2 separate regions of the Homo sapiens genome follow, and region 2 is linked to region 1. The links are chromatin contacts, found by Hi-C or POLR2A ChIA-PET in ENCODE. All regions are on one chromosome and are shown on one strand. The core of a region is the stretch at or near the end of the contact, and the rest is flanking DNA. Distances in the headings are between cores, read along the strand shown. Region 1 overlaps AHRR (aryl hydrocarbon receptor repressor). Region 2 overlaps EXOC3 (exocyst complex component 3).

Evidence for each region. Hi-C counts contacts between places; a loop is a spot of excess contacts on that map. ChIA-PET counts read pairs that join two places held with the same protein, here RNA polymerase II (POLR2A). Pooled maps may share reads with other maps.
Region 2: a pooled map shows a loop between it and region 1 (2.2-fold over the local background). The contact joins two enhancer-like sites. A Hi-C loop is called at or near these places in 1 of 168 maps with a recorded cell type or tissue (B cell), 1 of 37 single-sample maps with no recorded cell type and 3 of 50 pooled maps. POLR2A ChIA-PET finds 5 or more read pairs at or near these places in 6 of 52 experiments (A673, BJ, GM12878 and 3 more).

What each region holds. Positions count from the first base shown.
Region 1 is chr5:421,539-429,033 of GRCh38, reverse strand. It overlaps AHRR (aryl hydrocarbon receptor repressor), which reads right to left. Exons shown (of 11, transcript NM_001377236.1): 6 at 6,176-6,305; 7 at 5,057-5,193; 8 at 1,028-1,227. It overlaps PDCD6-AHRR (PDCD6-AHRR readthrough (NMD candidate)), which reads right to left. Exons shown (of 13, transcript NR_165163.2): 8 at 6,176-6,305; 9 at 5,057-5,193; 10 at 1,028-1,227. Among named protein-coding and RNA genes, the nearest start is that of EXOC3-AS1, 18 kb to the left of the region's middle. RefSeq lists an enhancer at 3,724-4,343. Within about 2 kb of position 4,238, at least 2 of the 41 ENCODE cell types and tissues checked have a DNase peak (open chromatin) inside an H3K27ac peak, as active enhancers do; they include GM12878, where a contact is called at or near this core.
Region 2 is chr5:455,810-463,304 of GRCh38, reverse strand. EXOC3 (exocyst complex component 3) reads right to left here. Exons shown (of 13, transcript NM_007277.5): 5 at 6,299-6,416; 6 at 5,280-5,405; 7 at 3,846-3,946; 8 at 1,235-1,345; 9 at 998-1,148. Among named protein-coding and RNA genes, the nearest start is that of SLC9A3-OT1, 13 kb to the left of the region's middle. RefSeq lists enhancers at 3,971-4,080, 4,101-4,200, 3,579-4,778, 4,836-5,005. Within about 2 kb of position 4,289, at least 8 of the 41 ENCODE cell types and tissues checked have a DNase peak (open chromatin) inside an H3K27ac peak, as active enhancers do; they include GM12878, where a contact is called at or near this core.

The DNA.
Region 1 (7,495 bases), core at 2,989-5,488:
CCGTCCATGGCCTCTAGGAGCCAAGCTGCATGGCAGGAGGTGGGCCCTGCGCAAGCGAGTGAAGCTTCATCTATATTTACAGCCACTCCCCACTGCTCGCGTGACCGCCAGAGCTCCACTGCCTGTCAGCTCAGCTGGGGCATGATTCTCACAGGACTGTGAACCCTGTTGTGAACTGTGCATGTGAGGGAGAGCCCTAGGTTCGAGCTCATGAGAATCTAATGCCTGATGATCTGTCACTGTCTCCCATCACCCCCACCCCCGCCATGGGGCCGCCTAGTTACAGGAAAACAAGCTCAGAGCTACCACTGGTTCTACATTATGCCAAGTTGTATAATTATTTCATTATATATTACAATGTAATAAAACAGAAATGAAATGCATAGTGAGTAAACGTAATGTGCTTGAATCATCCTGAAACCATCCCCCCACTCCCAGTCTGTGGAAAAATTGTCTTCCACCAAACTGGTCCCTAGTACCAACAAGCTCGGGGACCAACAGGGTGTTTTCTACTTCTGAAAGGCTGAGGGAGCTGTGGGTAGGCCTGGGTTGGCCAGGGACGAGGACCAGCTGGAGGGGCAGCTGTGCCGTTCACCCTCCATCTGCCCACCAGGGACGCATCTCTCCGGCATGTCCTGCAGCCGGGAACTACCTCCACTTGTCCATAGACAGACGGTGTGAAGGGCGGGCAGCCAAGAGATGGAGAAAGGCAGGGGCCACAGCCAGCTCCGCATTTTCTTGAGGACACGGGGTCAGGACACTTATTCTGAAACTGGTTCTGTAACAGGATGATTTAGGAATGAATCGATACAGGCAACGTTTGGTGCCAGTTTGCAAATACGAGTTTGAAAAACATTGTTTCATCTAATCGCTGCTGCCTATGTTGTGTAATGACTTTTACGACACGAAACTGACTTATTACTGGCTGGAAATGAAGAAAGAAGACACAGAAAACACTGAGTGTGGAGGTGTTTTGTGGGGGCCGCCAGCAGGCACCATGTGGCTGTGAAGGGCGAGTCTTACTCACTTTGCATCCGCGGTGGCTGCGGTGTCTGCTCTGGGTTTTGCCCTCAGGAGCGCGCTCCTCATTTTCATCTCCGCTGCGGAGGGGAGGAGAACGGGTGCCGCAATGCAGAACAGCGACAGCCGCGGCGGGAGCATGGCTCCTGACGGCGCCTTCTTCTTCTGTCCAAACAGGAATTTTAGTTTTCCTTGAAACTGCATCGTCTGGTGTTTTAAAGACAGAGAGGAAGGCGTGTTCACCAAGTGGCCTGGCAAGGTGGTCACAGGACACAGAACTCAAGGGCGCGACAGCGGCTGGAATTCGTAGGGAGGCAGCTCACCATGAGTGGCTCGGGACAGCAGAGCCGCAGCTGCCAAGCCTGTGACCCCCGGGCCTGCAGAGTGATTCGATGTGCTTGAATCATCCTGAAACCATCCCCCACTCCCAGTTTCTCTGGAGCCGCGGCGACGGCCTTTGACAGGTTCATTCCCGCGTGTGTGCCTGTTCATGTGTGCCACCCCATGCGCAGGTGGCACGAACTGCGCCTGTGGGACCTGCCACCTGCCCACAGCCGGGCCAGCGGCAAACCCCTGGCAAGAATTCGCAGGAGTGGATGATCTCCAAGGATTGTTTCAGCTTTAACACTCCATTTCCAAATTATCAATTCTTCATTTGTAATTATGAAATTTAGGCACGACTTGATTTTATTTATCTAGGGTGTACAGTGAGACTTTAAAAGCCAGCAAGTAAGCTAGGAGTTTGTTATATAAGAAAATAAAATATCTCTCTACAAAGGGAAGGCTGATGTATAATTTAGTTGTTTACCAAGGGCCTTCAGGGGTACTCCTGCCTTGTATGGAAGAATCACCCCACAATGTGGCTCCACCCTCTATCCTTATTTCATCCATCTATCTTTCTATCCATCCATCCATCCACCAATCTATCTTTCCATCCATCCATCCATCCACCCATCCATCCACCCACCCATCCATCCATCATCTTCCCATCCATCCATCCACCCACCCATCCATCTTCACATCCACCCATCCATCCATCCATCCATGTTTCCATCCATCATCTTCCCATCCATCCAGCCATGTTTCCATCCATCCATCTTCCCATACATTCATCTACCCAGCCACCCACCCACCCATCCATCCATCCATCCACCCATCCATCCATCTATCCATGTTTCCACCCATCCATCATATTCCCATCTATCCATCCATCCATCCATCTTCCTATCCATTCATCCATCTGTCCATGCATCCATCATCTTCCCATCCATCCATCCATCCACCCATCTATCTGTCCATCTAGCCATCCATCCACCCATCCATCTATCCATCCATCCGTCCACCCATCCACCCATCCATCTTTCTATCTATCCATCCATCCATCCACCCATCCGTCCATCCATCCATCTTTCCATTTGTCCATCTATGCACCTACCCATCCATCTTCCCATTCATCCATCCATCTGTCCATCTATCCATCCGTCATCTTCCCATTCATCCATTCACTCATCCATCCATCCATCCATCTTCCCATCTATCCAACCATCCATCCATCCATTCACCCATCTTTCCATCTGTCCATCCATCTTCCCATCTATCCAACCATCCATCCATCCATTCATCCATCTTTCCATCTGTCCATCCATCCATCCACCCATCCATCTTCCCATCCATCCATCCATCATCTTCCTATCCAACCATCCATCATCTTCTCATCCATCCATCCACTCATCCATCCACTCATCCATCCATCCATCCATCCATCTTCCCATCTATCCAACCATCCATTCATCCATTCATCCATCTTTCCATCTGTCCATGGATATATTAAACAAATAATAAACACCTGCTGTGTAGCAGTCACATAATTGGTGGGGATTCAAGGCAGCGGTGTGCTGGGAAATGTTTAACATCTAGCTCTCCAGGGGGAAAAATTCCCAGATATGCAGTGTTTGCCAATTTTTTTAGTATAAATATTCCCAACACAGCTGATTTCAAGCTCCCAAGTTAATTTCAGCCGAATCTCAAAAACTACCATTTTCAGTTGGCCCTGTGGGTGGCATGAGGGAGCTTCCATGACACCCGCATTGCCAAGACTGCACCACTCAGGGTGAAAGCCGGGAAGAGCCGTGAGGTCCTGCAGGGTCTTGGTGTATTCTGTGTCAATACAGGAGCCCTTTATGGTGCTGTGGATGAATGGATTTTAATGGGAAAACAGAATCAGACACGTATTTGTGTAAACCTTATTGCAATATTTTAGCATCAATCTAATTTCTCTGGCTTGTTTCCTCCATTCAGTTCTTTGTTTGACAATTCCATTTTAAACTATATTCCAGTGGCTGCACAGTAAAATCCTTCCAATTTTGGGTCACCTAGAAATAAGAGTTTTTAATTAACCAGGAATTGGTTATACAATTTTAAAAAACGAACAACATTCCTTAGCCAATAAAAGTAAGTATCTTAATTTCCTCAAAATTTAGAACAAAATACCAACAGTGAAACACTGTCTCTACTAAAAATACAAAAAAATTAGCCGGGCGTGGTGGCAGGCGCCTGTAGTCCCAGCTACTCAGGAGGCTGAGGCAGGAGAATGGCGTGAACCCAGGAGGCGGAGCTTGCAGTGAGCCGAGATTGCACCAGGCACTCCAGCCTGGGTGACAGAGCGAGACTCCATCAAAAATAAATAAATAAATAAATAAAACTTTATTGTCCCTAGCTACCTAAATGAAAGATGTGCCCTGGGGCGTGTGCGTGGCAACAGATCTGGGGCCTGTGGAGAGCTGGTCCTTCCACCAGGCACCCAGTGGGTGGGAAAGACACAGAAACAGGCAGACCCACAGGTACCTCTGCCATGGGGACCGTCTGCACCCAAGGTCCCCAGGAGGTCATGGGTCCACAAATGGGTGGAAAGCTGAGCCCAGGGGGCCTGCCCAGCTACAGTGCTGGAGTCAGAGGGCCTTGTGGGGTGCTGGGGTCTGAGGGCCTTGTGGCATTGAATTGCAGCCAGGAGACAGCAAGGGCCACCACTGGGGCTCTGAGGGGCCATGACCCAGGGCTGACTGTGCTGTGGCCAGGGGGACCACAGTGCCTGGAGGGTCTGCAAGGTGGGCAGGGCTCTGGGACAGGGTGGGAGGCCTTTGCCCTGACATGTCCGATGGGGAGGAGTTCTCTGATTCAATGAGGAGCTGGAAGAAGAAATGGTCAAATAGCAGAAGTGAAAACCCCAAGTATCTGTTTGCAAGAGAAGAGGGTGAAACCAAAAAGCTCAGCAGATGCCATGGGCTCAGCCACTCACGCCAGCCACAGCCAGAGGCTCTCCCAGTTTGCCAGCCCTTGGCAGATGTGGGGCACATTTTAAAAAATATTTTAATAAGTTTTAAATAAAGGTACAACTAGAGTATAAACCTACTGCAGAGTTTTACATTCTCATCGACCTGGCTTGTCCACCACAGCAGGCCTCACGGTTGACTCATCACGCATGCCCAGAGGCGTCACAGCCCCACACCATCGCCGGGTGCACAGAGCTCAGTGCCCAGCCCTCTCCCACCCACCAGAGACACATGGGTTAACACCCCCATACCATCACAGGGTGCACAGAGCTCAGCACCGGCCCTCGCCCCCCCACCAGGGACACATGGGTTAACACCCCCACACCATCACAGGGTGCACAGAGCTCAGTGCCCAGCCCTCTCCCACCCACCAGAGACACGTGGGTTAAAGCCCCCACACCATCACAGGGTGCACAGAGCTCAGCACCGGCCCTCGCCCCCCCACCAGAGACACATGGGTTAACACCCCCACACCATCACAGGGTGCACAGAGCTCAGTGCCCAGCCCTCTCCCACCCACCAGAGACACATGGGTTAACACCCCCACACCATCACAGGGTACACAGAGCTCAGCACCGGCCCCCGTCCCTCCACCAGGGACATGTGGTTTAACGCCCCCACCCCCTCTTGCCCTCTGTTTCCTTCCACACCAGGGTAGAATGCATCCCAGATGTCGGGAGCCCCCTGCCAGGGACCCACGCACTCACCAGGAAGCCCGAGGTGCTGTCCAGCAGGCAGCGCACACGGCAGATGAAGCAGCGGGTCAGGAAGGCCGAGTACTCGGTGGGCGTGCCTGTGCCCCACTCCTGGGCCCTGAGCAGCCTCCCCAGGATAGCATCATCTCCTGCAGACCATAGGGGCCAAGGGGCGTGGCGGTGGGAGAAGCCAAAACACACGTGTCACACGCACAACCACGCCCACGGCTCTCACGCGCCAGGTCATGTAAACCCTATCACTGTGCCATCCTCCCGCCCCCAGCATCCCTCTAGATGTCACTCAAATTTTGCCTTCATCATCCTTTGCCTTTAAAAACATCGTTTTTAGTACATGTGCATGCATGACGATGGACCAATGGTTTCATCTTGCTTGTTTTTAGCTTTACAGAAGGGTCTTGCATGTAGGTGCCTGGGCTTTGCTGTTTTAAGGTCAATCATACTGTCATGGTGGAAACTTTCCGTGAATTATTTCAGGCTTCTGCGGATACGTGCGAGAGAACCCAGGAGCCACCCTCTGCACAGGACCGCGGGCAGGTGTCGCCTCTCCTCAGAGCCCAGATGCAACTGTCCCAGCACAGCCCCCGCCTGTCATTGCCTGTCAAGGAGCTCCACACCTGCCAGGCTTATCTCATCAGTCAGCGCCACAGGGAGGTTGAGAGCAAGCCCTGTGCAGGGGTCTTCTGTGAAAAGGGGCAACCAACTCTGAATGGCAACAATCTTTCAGGGACTTTTATTGGATAACTCTAGTATGAAGCAAACTGTATGAAACTTCCTGGCAGACGTGAGACTTGAGGGGAGTTTGCAAAACAAGAGGCCAGGACTGCAGCTCGTGGTGAGGTGACAAGAATGGCGGTGACCTCAAGCCTGGCAGAGCCCAGGAAAGCAACCAGGAGTGAAGCACACTCGAGCCACACGGAGCTGTGGCAGCCGAATCAGAGGACAGGGAGGGACATGGGAGGAGGCCTCTGAAGAAAGGTGAGATTTGGCGCTAAGGTCAATGTGTAAGGCAAAGCACACCAAGAAGGTGCGACAGGGTCATTTCCAGAGGCAGCGATGTGTTATGGGACCTGCTTTAGGTTTTGCTGACTCACTTGGACCCCAGACACCCACCTGTCTCCAAGGGCGGGGGCTGCCCAAACACCACCTGGGGAGGGTCCATGGCCCAGTGGAGCTGCCGGCAGAAGTCCTGGCGGTCGTCCACGTGGATGTAGTCATAAATGTTCTGGTGCATTACATCCGTCTGAAATAGCGCAACAAGATTATTTCAGCCTTACCCCAAGTGGCTTTAGACACTTTATTCCACCGACGAGTAACCGAAAAATTTCCACTCCACTTGTCAAAGCAAGTCACAGCCACAGGGAGAGAATCCCACCGAAGAGACGGCGCTTGGCCCCGGTTCCCCACTCCCTCCTGAGAAGATGTCTAAGTTGCCTGGAGCACCCGCCCACCCGTCTGCCCGCCAAGTGGTGCCCACATCCAGCCTTTCGGGGCAAGCGGGAGGCTAAGAGACGGGCATCTTCTGGGCCGCAGACACTCTGGGGCCAAGACATCCACTTTCCTGTCGACTTGGACTCTTTGTGACTCGGTTTCCCATCACTTCACATCTTATGGCCTGTGATTTCCTTCTTCCTGACACCCAGGCCTCAACCTTCACCCACTTTCACGATGCCTCAAGGACCTGCCAGTTCACAGGCCTCTCTCTAGTCCTCTCTCCTTCCACCTGCTCAGAAGCTAATCTGGGCCCTGACACAGAGGCTGACCCTCACAGGCACCCAGGGTCCATGTCTGGCGACAGAGGCTGACACTGCGGGCCACGAAGACTGACTTCAAGGGGTACTCAGCTGTCACCACTGCCAGTGAGCGTGTCGGCGCCTGAGGAAGGCCGGCCATCCCACCGTCCTCTCCCTTCTCCTAACTGAAGAAAGTCAGGCATCTGCACCTGGAGCCTGGCCCGCCACCCGCCAGCCCCGAATAATTAACCGTGCCAGGGACTGCTAGAACCTTAGGACTCTTTCTGGGTGACCTAATTCTAAATGGCATTTATTATCGTGATAATAACCAAGTGGTTCTTCCTAACTGGAGGAGGAGCTCCTTAAGAGTCAAGACTTCAGAGGAATGTAACTAACAAACTCACCCTAAAGGGACGAGCATCTTCAAGCAACCCAATGGCAAGGACCTGCGGGGCTCCCCGAACAAGATGAGACACAGCCTCAGGAGAGCAGAAGGAGGAGGTGGCCCTCACTAAAGGGGCTGGACTCTGTCTGTGCCTCCGCAGTTCCCTTCTGTGAATGCGCTGTCACAGAAAGCGGTGAACAGAGGAACAGAGACCCCTCGAGGTGAAAAGGGCGGCGCCAGCATCCCCGCGGTGCACTCCTCCGCGGCTCTGCCATGGTGCCTTCCTAAGGACTTGTAACTGGAGGGTAACCTAGG
Region 2 (7,495 bases), core at 3,040-5,539, 34 kb before region 1:
TATTTTCTTCTTGCTAAGTCATATTTGCGAAAGTTACAAGTGTCTGCCTCTTTGGGGACACTTCCACACACATTTCTGTTCTCTTGCACAACCAGACACTGATGAATCAGCAACCAATCCCACCCCTCATCCCAGGAACCCCTTTCCAGCAGGACCACCAGATGGCCATGGTCTTATTATTTTGTTGTTGTTGTTGTTTTGAAATGGAGTTTGCTCTTGTTGCCCAGGCTGGAGTGCAATGGCGCGATCTCTGCTCACTGCAACCTCCACCTCCCGGGTTCAAGCAATTCTCCTGCCTCAGCCTCCCAAGCAGCTGGGATTACAGGTATGCGCCACCACACCCAGGTAATTTTGTATTTTGAGTAGAGATGGGGTTTCTCCATGTTGGTCAGGCTGGTCTCGAACTCCCAACCTCAGGTGATCCGCCTACCTTGGCCTCCCAAAGTGCTGGGATTAAAGGCGTAAGCCACCACACCCGGCCTACAAGGTCTTATTTTTTAAATATATCCTGATTTCTGCCAATACCTCTAAATAATGTTAAGCCATCTTTATGTTTCTGAAATAACCCCTACATTTCATGGTAGGTTATGCCTTTGATACAATATTAAATTCATTTTATTAATGATTTTTGCGTGTGTACCTATATTCAAAAGCGAAACTGATCTATGTGAGGATGTGTGTGTGTGTGCACTCTCAATTTGACTTTTTGACAGGTCCCTACATATCGGTTTCTATTTTGTAATCCACTAAATTGTCTGATGTCTTTAATACTTACAGGGTGAATCTACTGAATTGTGCGTAAGAAGGACCCTGCATCATACGAAGCAGCGTCACCGAAAACGGAGGCGCTTTAAGCGATCTGACCGGAATGCAAGTGCACAGCCCGGCTCCCCAGACGGCATCCGCACGGTACAGTTCACAGCCTGTGTCCCAGAGGGCAGTGAGGAAGCACTGGGCTTCGGCCCAGAAAACGGCAGGAGGAAAGAGCCAGGCCCACCTCCAGGTCCAGGAAGACCTCCTCCAGCAAACCGCTGCAGCCCTCCTTCGCGATGGCGTCTAAAATCCCGTCCATGCTGGGCTGGCTCGGAGACACACCCTCTTCCACTTCATTCTTTAAATACTTTCTTTTTAAACTGACTATGGATTCCCTGCAAGGAAAGGGTTCAGGTTCAACACAGCGGCTGGGCAGGCCGGCCTCCACCGCTCCCCCGCCACAGCGCCCGGCCACACTCACTTGAAGGTCTGGCAGTTGTTGATGATGGCGATCATGTACTGAACGTAGCAGTGAGGGTGCTGCCGATTCCTCAGGTGCTCTTCTTTATACAGCTGCGCTTCATCTTTATATCTGAGGACAGACAGGCTTCGGTCAGACAGCACTAAGGGCAACATGGAGCTGTTTCAAATGCCACGCTGACGTCACGCCTGGCCTGAAATTTCACATCACTAACATCTGACCGGATGAGCCTCTAAAAATAAAACAATCTTTAGACGATCCAGACTAATGGAAGGACAGAGAGGTTGATTACTTTAAATGGATCAAAAAATAACTTCACCTCAGGCTTTAAAATATGGCTCATTAGGAGGCTGAGGCAGGGAGACCACCTGAGCCCAGGAGTTAAAGGCTGCTGGCTGCGCTGCAGTGAGCTACCCGTCGGGGTAACCTAATCAGACCTTGTCTCTTTTTTTTTTTTTGAGATAGAGTCTTGCTCTGTCACCCAGGCTGGAGTGCAGTGGTGAGACCTTGGCTCACTGCAACCTCCACCTCCTGGGTTCAAGTGATTCTCCTGCCTCAGCCTCCTGAGCAGGTGGGACTACAGGTGTGCCCCACCATGCCCAGCTAATTTTTGTATTTTTAGTAGAGACAGGGTTTCACCACATTGGCCAGGCTGGTCTCGAACTCCTGACCTCATGATCCACCCGCCTCAGCCTCCCAAAGTGCTGGGATTACAGGCGTAAGCCACCGTGCCTGACCGACCTTGTTTCTTAAAAACAATTAAAAAATATAAAAATTTTGAGGAGTTGGTAAAAAATAATAACTGAAAAAAGGAAAAAAAATATGGTTCAGCATTCTGATTGTAAAAATATACTACATAGTTGATTGTGAGGAATTGGGAAAGCATTATCTTATTTTATTTATTTTATTTACTATACACTTCACCTAGAAACTCATAGTGTTAGGAACCTCATCAAATGTCAGGTAAAATGTCCCTTTCAGAAACTGTCCCTGAAATCATCCAATTAAAAACAGACACTTGAAATGTCAAGAAAACAAACAGAGGTAGTGACACGCTCTATTTTTAAACTTACTGTGGGGATGCTCAAGCACCTATGGGAGTGGAAGAATCATACAACAAATACCGTTTCTATTTTTAAGAGATGTTAAGAAAGGAGCACACTGAAAGCTGGCAATTAAAGGGAAAGAAGTTAGCATTTCTGTCCAAAGTGTGGTTCAGGTCATCAAAAAGCTGAGGGTGATCAAGGAACGGTCTCTTTATAGAAGAATCTAACCTCATAAATGACAATGACCTCCAAAGAAACAAACTCAGGCCAAGATCCCCATGGACAGATGGCCAATAGGGATTTGGCCATGCCTCTGTGGATAGAAGGCCAATGGGGACTTGGCTAAGACTTGGCCAGTGGGGACTTGGCTAAGACCTCTATGGATAGAGGGCCAATGGGAACTTGGCTAAGACTTGGCCAGTGGGGACTCGGCTAAGACCTCTATGGAAGAGGGCCAGTGGGGACTCAGCTGTGACCCCTGTGGATGGGCGGCCAGTGGGGACTTGGGCATTACCCCTATCGATGGATGGCAAATGGGAACTCTGAGTGGGCGGCGTGGCTGTAGTACCTAAGCCACCAGGACAGGACCTATGGACGCCATGTCTCCTGATGTGCCACATCGTGGAAGGCACACTCACCAATAAGTGGGATCCAAGCCTGCAGAGCCAGCATCTGGCTCGGGAGCTGACAGTAGACTGAGGAGGAGGCTGAGGGACATCTCTCTACAGAGATCTACAAGCCAGCAGCTGAAGGAGGGAAGGGGCTATTCGGCTTACCAGAGGCCTAGGAACCCTAAGCCCTCATGCGATGCAGTCCAATCTGATTCACAACTATCAAAAGACACACTTGAGATACAACCCAAACGCAGACTTGGCATCGGATGACCCCACGGAGTCACCGTGCATGTGTCTCTGACTTGATGGCACTGCAGTGGCTTCAGAGAGGGTCGCAAATACCATGCCACAGCGCCCGGGGTTTGCCTGAAGGTACTTCAGCAGAGAGAGTGGAATGGGCAGGGGAGAACAGATTAGGCAAGGGGGCTTTGGAGGGGATGGCTTCTGGACTGCACGATGGGTGAACACAGTTTTTTAAACTCTTTTCCACATCTGTATAGGTTTGAAAATTATCAACAACTCATGGGGAGGGTGGCGTGCCAGGTCATGGCTGCCTGGAGCCCTTCTGAGGAGGGCCGGCTCAGCCGAGGACGCCCTCCCCACTACGAAGTAGGCACTGCGGCAGGAGTCGCCACCCCCACCCCAAGGAAGTTCAGAACAGGCAACAGGAGGAGCCTGACTCCAACAGAGTTGGTGTCATCCGGCGCATCGCTAAGGACGTCACAACACATCAGCTCTGGGAGCCCAAGGGGGTGTGTGGTCCACTCAAGGGGAAGATGATCCAGAAGCTCCGCTCCCTCCCTTTGCTTTTGAAGAACACAGGAGTGACACGTGGGGAATCTACCGGCTTAATTTCTTCTTAGTAACAGGCATAGTAGGATCAAAAAATTTTTGCTTCTAATTTTTAAAAACATTCAATGTGTACATTAGCACACTGGCAGAAAGACATACCTGCTTAGGAAAGAATTCATCTGCTGAAGACATAAAACTAGTACCTTTGTTTTCAAATCTTCACTTATCTGAGCAGCAACTTGAAGATTCTGTTCAAACATCTAAAAATCAGAGAACTTATGAATTCTGGTATAATCTTACAGGAGTATACTAAGAGTGCAGGTTTGCTGTTATATGAAACCTCCATCTGCTAACTGGCATTTAGGATAGTCCAAATTCAGAGAAAAAAAAAATGAAACCACGTGAAAAATAACAAAGTTAGTTTAAAAAAAAAAAAAACAACTTTCTCACCTGGGAAAGTACCAAGTGACTCATTTCTTAATTCCTGGCAAACTGGTTTCTCCCACGGGGGCCATGTCTGTCCTCACACTACGTGACTGGAGTTTTAATGTGTGGAGTGAGGCCCCACCCGGGATGGCGCCCCTCAGGCACCTGACTCACCCTCCCTGGCCCCATGACTGTCATGATGCAGAGTTCCTAAGAATCTGGACCTGGGGTGTGCCAGGCCCTGCCAGGAGCTGACCCAGGCAGAGGAAGGGCAAGGGGACAGAGCTCTCCTCACAGTTTCTCACGGCATCTGTTTCCAAACAAAGGAAAGGGTTTGGACTAGCCTGTCAATAACTAACGGTATCATTCAGAGAGAAATGTCACCCGCCAGCCCTCACTCCTGCCTAACTAGAGTCCTGAGTGAGGATTCTAACACAACGGGGCTCCATCCCTCAGCAATGCCACTCAAATTAAAACACATGATGTGCCAAAAGAAAAAAAGAGCAGGAAAAACGGGACACAGGGCGGTCGGACACTGGAAAGTGAATCCGTGGTAAGAACACACCGGTTCTAACACCTAGTGAGGCTTGGGCGTTGGAAAGTGAATCCGTGGTAAAAATGCAGGTCGGTCTAATACTTAGAACCTTAACCAATGAACAGGAAAGCAACTTTAAAAGCTAATGGACGCCTTGACCCAGGAGGTAGAGATTGCAGTAAGCCAAGATTGTGCTACCGCACTCCAGCCTGGGCAACAGAGTGAGACTCCGTCTCAAAAAAAATAATGGACGCTCCCAAAATCCACCTGTTTAAACTCAATCATGTGCCATTTTTTAGGACAAATCCTGGATATCGACCAAACAAACTCACATTTGAAAGTCGCACATAAATAACATACAATTAGGCTGTAGTCCAAACCCATAAAGACCAGGTCAGAAAAGTAAAGTGACCTTGGGCAAAACTATTTGGTAAGTATCATCCCAGGTTTCTGCAGCTCCAGAGAGTAAGAGACAGAGAGAGGAGAGGACTTAGATGCACCAGGCAGGGCTCTCAATATTTTTACTACACTCTGTGGATGAAGATCCCAGGTATCTGTGTCACTTTGTAAAACCTACAGGTCCCACTATCCACCTAGGAAACGGAACTGTGCCAGTCCCCTGCAGGTGGTACCTGGAAGACAATGGCAGGGAGTGTGGTCTGGTAGTACCCGTCCTGGTCGGCTTCTGGCTCTGTCTCTTTGACCCAGTCTTTCTTGTCTGTCTCCAGCGCTTTCCGCAGCCAGGCGATGATGTTTGACTAAAGAAAGTTCAGCATCATGGAGAAGAGAAGAGAGAAGAGCAGGTGCCTGAGGGTCATGCCAATTACCTGGTCAGTTGCATGCACAAGCTCCACAAACCAGACACAGGGCACCAGCGTCCTCTTTCTCAAATGAGGACTCCAGAGCAGGGACCCAGGAGCCACCCCCATGGGAGGCAGTGACCACAGCAGCCCGCAGGGGTTTAACTGGAACCCTTGGTACAGATAAAGAGGGAGAAGAAACTAGATGCCCTTTTGGCTGCACCTCATGCTGGAGGACAAGGCCGCTGAATCCCAGGTGCACAGAGAATGAGGCCGACCAGGTCCGGTCAGGCCTGTTCCCATGCCCAGACTCAGCAACCACAGCAGCTCACGTCCCAAGAGAAGACAGCGCTCCTTCCCCAGCTCCTGAGGACACCTCGGCTTCTGGTCATAATGCTGCCTTGCTAGGTGGACGCACCCTTGTCTAAGAAGCAGACCCTGCTGACCTCCTCTTCTCACTCTGAGACCACCTGGTGGTCACCAGGCTGCAAATGGACTCGCCCTTTGGTCCTTGACGGACCCCCCCAACCATGGGACTCAGAGCCGAGAGCCTGGCAGGTGCTGCCACACACGGTTCAGACGTTCTGGGCCCTGGCCAGCCTGCCGAGTAGGGCACAGGCTCACGTCTCCAGCAGAGGACAAGCTTCAGATCCAGGCCCAGAGAAGGGGCCATTCTCCTCTTCTAGCAAACTGACCTGTCAAGGCCTGGAAGCAGAGCCCGGGCAACTGAGCAATGCATCCTAGGAAGTCAACGCTAAGGCATTTCCCCCCTGCCTCCTGCCTGCTGCCAAGCCCTAGTTACTCATATAACCAGCACGGTGGTCTGTGGCACGCAGGCCAGCCCTACTCACAGTGAGCGTGGACATGTACGTGTCAAGCAGCTCAGAGACCACGTGTGGAGAAAGCAATGGCTCCAGGGTGCCGACATCCACTTCCGGGGCCAGCTCCACGTTCCTCATCATCTCAGTACTATGGGGGAACCAGGAATGTGAGTGACAAACCACGACAGACACAGAAGAGCATGCCCAAGTGTGCCGAGACTGTTTCACTTGACACATGAATGTCCACCACCCTGGAGACTTCCTGGTCACAGCCGGCCCACAGCTCAGGGGAAAGTGCAGGGCAGGGGCCGAGGGCTTTGGGGTCTCTGTGGCATCACCCCACTGGCTCCCAGACTGCGTGAGTCCCTCCAACCGGGGAAAGTGCAGGGCAGGGGCCGAGGGCTTTGGGGTCTCTGTGGCATCACCCACTGGCTCCGAGACCACTTGAGTCCCTCCAACCCCAGCTTCACCCTGCTGCGCCAGCTTCATGAGGTGCTGGGGCTCAAATGTGGAAGAGCCTTTCCTGTGGGGAAGACGTGTGTTCTATTCACTGCACCTGCAGAGCCGAGGCAGGGCCTGGCAAACAGGAGGCGCTGAATAAACAAACGTACTCAGTCAAAACGACAAGCACAGCCGCCCCCACAGCCACGGGCGCCACGTCCACTGACTCAACCAAACACAAACTGAAAGTATTTGGGAAAAACAACAATAAAAAATAATAAAAATTTCAAAAAATATAGAACAACTATTTCCATAGCATTCACATTGTATTTAGTCTTATAAGTAATCTAGAAATGATTTAGAGCATGAAGGAGAATGTACGCAGGTTACGTGCAAACACTATACCCTTTTATAAAGGGGACTTGGGCTACGGAGGATTTTGATAGCCAAGGGGGGTCCTGGAATCCCTCCCCATTGAGTATGGAGGGGCAGCTGTGCTGTCCTTTGGAAACAAGCCACTGCAGTCCACATCAATATGCTCTGCAGACGGTGATGACTGGAACGTACAATACAGGACATTACTGATAAAAACGCATCCGCAAGAACAGGCAAAACTACGTGAGGTCTACTGTCCAGAAGACAGGAAACACATGCTACATTTCAGGAAAAGTTTTCATTAGAAAGTTATTATCAGCCGGGCATGGTGGCTCACGCCTGTAATCCCAGCACTTTGGGAAGCCGAGACGGGCGGATCATGAGGTCAGGAGATTGAGACCATCCTGGCTA